2 separate regions of the Mus musculus genome follow, and region 1 is linked to region 2. Evidence: chromatin loops called from intact Hi-C (ENCODE). Cell type or tissue: heart. All regions are shown on one strand.

The links. A loop is a pair of places that touch in the nucleus more often than their neighbours do. Peaks named below come from ENCODE experiments on the same cell type or tissue, not always from the same donor. Only the 100,000 strongest peaks of a DNase experiment are listed, where the experiment ranks them.
Region 1: a loop joins it to region 2, with 2.0 times the contacts of the local background. A loop is called at or near these places in 1 of 42 quality-filtered maps.

The regions. Positions count from the first base shown.
Region 1 is chr10:3,876,385-3,878,884 of GRCm38, reverse strand. The region is part of intron 3 of Plekhg1 (pleckstrin homology domain containing, family G (with RhoGef domain) member 1); the gene reads right to left. Among named protein-coding and RNA genes, the nearest start is that of Mthfd1l, 95 kb to the left of the region's middle. In heart, no CTCF peak of the experiment used is centred here; no DNase peak of the experiment used is centred here.
Region 2 is chr10:3,740,135-3,742,634 of GRCm38, reverse strand. Plekhg1 (pleckstrin homology domain containing, family G (with RhoGef domain) member 1) reads right to left here and starts at 2,258. Exons shown (of 17, transcript NM_001159942.1): 1 at 2,095-2,258. The region is part of intron 1 of Gm30164 (a long non-coding RNA gene); the gene reads left to right. In heart, CTCF peaks have their summits at 1,307 and 2,226; DNase peaks (open chromatin) are centred at 1,584, 1,814 and 2,284; H3K4me3 peaks cover 1,954 bases; H3K27ac peaks cover 1,116 bases.

The DNA of each region.
Region 1 (2,500 bases), 140 kb before region 2:
AACAAAGTGTATAAAACCGTGAGTTGGGCTCAGAAAGCTGAGACTCTTCCCTGTGTACAGAGAGGGTTAACGTGTGTCTGCAGAGGCGAGACAAGAACGCTTGGACAGCCTCAATCAGTATTGATGGGGTGAAACTTGGATAGGAAAAAACACCTCTCCCTATCTGGTTTCTCTCATCCATATCATATTTCTTCTCTCCACAGTTTTATCAAGCAACCTAAAAGAAAACAAAACCAAGAGTCTTCATGGAATAGTTGAGTAGCTCCAGGTTTCTCTCCCAGTAAGATGAGTTTTGTTTAGGTGGAAAAGTTACTAGGAAAATGGTAAGGAAAAAAAAAAAAACCTACCATAAAGCAACAACAGCTTTAATCACATTAAGTTTCCTGAGAGGTTTTAAAACTGTTGGCAGTTTCGGAGGTACCCTACAAATGACATCATGGTTGAAAGTTAGAAATTGAACTTCTTTGGGTTCCATTTGGCACCACATATTGTTTTGGTTGAACATCAGTTAACTTTCTATTTTTACTGGGAGTGATGTCATAACTGTTTTTAGGACAGTGTCTGGCTCTGTCATCTGTGGAACTCAACACATGATCATGTTTTTGAATGTCATTTTTTTTTCTAAAGCTGGAAGCATGTGTGTATTTGGTGGAGAATGTGCTCATCAGCAAATATTCCACAATTTCTGAAACATATTTTTGATTAAAAGTCAAATCCAGAGGCACCCAGGAACTCCCAACCAGTGGCATGGCTTCCTTCTGGTCTGGGCTGGTGTCCTGAGCAGACCTTGGGTGCGAACTCCACATCCAGTCCCATAATACCCAGAGGACGCTCCACTCCCAGGCGCTCTAACACACCCAGGACCACAGGATCTCAGGATCCCAGAAGCTTGGGCACACCAGGATCTCAGGGTCCCAGAGGCAGCTTGACTCCCAGGAACTCTGACACACCCAGGATCTCAGGATCACAGGATCCCAGAATCACAGGATCACAGAGACAGCTGAACTCTAAGGAGTTCTGACACAACCAGGATCACAGGAAGGACAGGCTCCAGTCAGATATAGGGAGGACAGGTAACACTAGCAATAACCAGATGGCACGAGGCAAGCATAAGAACATAAGCAATAGAAATCAAGGTTACTTGGCATCATCAGAACCAAATTCTCCCACCACAGCAAGTCCTGGATATACCAACACACTGGAAAAGTAATATTTGGGTTTCAAATCACTTCTCATGATGATGATAGAGGACTTTAAGAAGGAAATAAATAACTCCCTTAAAGAAATATAGGAAAACACAGGTAAGCAGCTAGAAGCCTTTAAAGAGGAAACACAAAAATTCCTTAAAGAATTACAGGAAAACACAATCAAACAGGCAAAGGAAATGAACAAAACCATCCAAGATATAAAAATGGAAATAGAAACAATAAAGAAATCACAAAGGGAGACAACCCTGGAGATGGAAAACCTAGGAAAGAAATCAGGAGTCATAGATGCAAGCATCATTAACAGAATACAAGAGATAGAGGAGAGAATCTCAGGTGCAGAAGATACCATAGAAAACATGGACACAACAGTCAAAGAAGATGCAAAGAGCAAAAGCTCCTAAGCCAAAACATCCAGGAAATCCAGAACACAATCAGAAAACCAAGCCTAAGGATAATGGGTAAAGATAAGAATGCAGATTTTCAACTTAAAGGGCCAGCAAATATCTTCAACAAAATTATAGAAGAAAAATTCCCATACCTAAAGAAAGAGATGCCTGTGAACATACAAGTAGCCTAGAGAACTCCAGATAAACTGAACCAGAAAAGAAATTCCTCCTGTCATATAATAATCAAAACACCAAATGTACTAAACAAAGAAAGAATATTAAAAGCAGTAAGGAAAAAAGGTCAAGTAATATATAAAGGCAGACATATCAGAATTACACCAGACTTCTTACCAGAGACCATGAAAGCCAGGAAATCCTGGTCAGATCTCATACAGACCAGAAGAGAACACAAATACCAGCCCAGGTTACTATATCCAGCAAAACTCTCAATTATCATAGATGGAGAAACCAAGATATTCCATGACAAAACCAAATTTACACAATGTCTTTCCATAAATCCATCCCTACGAAGGGAAAACTCCAACACAAGGAGGGAAACTACACCCTAGAAAAAGCAAGAAAGTAATCTTTCAAGAAACCCAAAAGAAGATGGCCACACAAACATAATTCCACCTCTAACAACAAGAATAACAGGAAGTAGCCGGGCATGGTGGCGCATGCTTTTAATCCCAGTACTCAGGAGGCAGAGGTAGGCTGATTTCTGAGTTCGAGGTCGGCCTGGTCTACAAAGTGAGTTCCAGGACAGCCAAGGCTATACAAAGAAACCTTGTCTCGAAAAACCAAAAAAAAAAAAAAAAAAAAAAAAAAACCAGGAAGTAACAATCACTTTTCCTTAATATCTCTTAGCATCAATGGACTCAATTTTCCCCAAAAGACATAGATAAC
Region 2 (2,500 bases):
TTGAATTAAATCACAAAAAGAAATCATAACCACAAGTGAGCAGAGTAAAATACTACTGGTTGTCTTTGGTTTTGAAAAAATGAGAGTGGCAATTTCTATGGGTTACAGTGTGACTGTTTAACCCATTTGAATGATAGCTGTAATCTCCCATGGAAAGTTTAAAAGGTATATATGTATAAATGAATATATGTATATATTATATAATATATTACACATATTTTGTTATTATATATTATAACATATTTTTGTATTTAATATATTTATACAATATACCAATATATTTACATGTATTTTATATTATATTTACATTATAGTATAGATTTATATTTTATATACTATAGTATTTATGTTATATAGAATATATTAATATATATTAACAATCATCTATACTAAAGGCATTGAGGAAAGTGGAATCACAGGGGAAGGACAGGCGCAGACAAATTTTATCAAAGAAAGGCAGATTTGGGCACCAGTTTGACTACCAAACAGCTGTTCCCGTTCTCTCTCTGTTTTATCCCTTTGCAAAAGGCTTTGGGGGGAATCTGTCATGCAAGGGAAATGGAAGGAAGGTCACACAAGGATTACTGGTGGGGTCCCACTTGCGGAGGAAGCCAGGGAGGTCAGTGAACTCTGGAAAAGAAAGTTTCTTCCTGGTCGGTTTTAACGGCTTAGACGGGGTGCAATTCCAAGAGACAAAAAGCTAAGTCAGGAATCAGGAAGCCAGACTCAAAGATGTTAAAGGGTCAAACACTAGCCCATCACTTTTGTATAGAAGTGTTAACTACTGTAGAATAAATAAATACCCTGGACTGAAAGGGGTAAAACCAATTAAAACTATGTGGTTCATATACACTGCTTTAACAGTGAGGAAGTACAAGCTACCAGGATTGCTTTTCCTCACGTCCCACACAGTGTAAGGCTAAAGTTGAGAGGTTTTAGATCTCTGACACGATAGACTTGGATACACTTTAAAAACAAAACAAAACAAAAAAAAAAAACAAAAAAAACATCAGTTTAACAACAACAACAAAAACCAAAACTCATCTATTCTTTGAAAGTATGCGAACTCCAGAAACTGAGAATTCAAACAGGCTGACCACAGGTTTTAACGCAATCTAAGCCTGGAATTCAATTAAACGTTAAATCTGACCCAGACTTAAGGCATCCTACTGGTTTTGTATCCAATGTGTATTCAGTTTGTATCCAGAGTGCCCCTAATCCCCAAAACAACCCTCCCGAGGTGACTGGGTTTCCTGAGAAGATAAAATCGCTGTCAAAATAGGTGCAGTAAGCTCTGGCCACCTGAAGGTGGTACAAAGAGAGCGCCAAGAGCCGCCAGAGCTTAATGAAATTCCAGGGTTGCACACACAGTCAGCTTTACACATACCAACTTCATACAACACATCCAAGCAATCAGCTACATCATTGTTTCTCAGGAACATTGTGAAACTGAGGAAGCCAACCACCCTCTCCTCACTGGGCGTCCTGGACTGTAGAGCTCTGAGACTCCATGGGGGACACAAAGAGGGGGTCTGCTCTAGCAGTCACCCCGGGGCCTGCTGCCCGCCCCCCAACAACCTTTTCCTCTGGCCAACAGTCCACACAGTCGTAGCCAGCTAGGTATTACCGTGTGTCCGGGTGACGGATGGGGCACAGCTTCTAGACTCCCGGGTCACTCCTATAAAGCGCTGACTTGCTGATTTGGGGGCGCCCACGCGAGTTTCTGCCCCACGCAGGACTGCTCCTAGCTGGAGCACACAGCACTCCCCGCCATCGCGCCCGCACCGCTGTTGGGGTGTTGTCCAGACTGTCCTATTTGGGGATAGTTCCGCTTGACTTGGGGGCGCGGGTGGCACACGGCGCGCTTGAGCAAACTTCGCGGAGCTGCAAACTGCAACCCGGGTGGCTGCAGCAAGGGGCGGGAGCGCCGGGCTAGCAGGTCCTGCCTGAGTCGACCCCATCAGTCGACTGCCAACGACCCCATCAGTCCCCTCCCAGGAGCAGCGCTCAGAGACACCCCCCGCCCCGCCCCCCCCCCCCCCCCCCCCCCCCCCCCCCGCCCAGGGCCAGGCACTGCGATCCCGCTCTTCCCACCTGCAGATTCGGGGCGCGTGGCCGAGGTCCCCGGCTTCCCTTGTCTGGTCCCTGGAATAGTCTCGGCGGAGCTTACGGGAGAGGGGCGGCTCCCGAGCGCTGGCTCCGCGGTGCGCTGCGCTCCAGCGCCGGCTCCGGCGGCCCCGAGCCCTGCAGCTCGCCTGGCTCCACTTCCTCTTTCCCACTCTGCTCCCGGCGTGTCCCGCCCCGCCCCGCTCCTCGGTCCGCTGCAGCGGGTTGCGGTCCCCGCCCGCCTCCACGGGGCCCTGCGGGAGGAAAGAGGCAGAGAGGAGGAGGCAGCTCAGAAAGAGATTAAGCTTGCTCTCTGGAGCTTTGCCAAAGACAGCAGTCAAATTACAGCCTCTGGGGGGAAAGTTTTTGTCTCTTTTCTTTTTTCTTTTCTTTT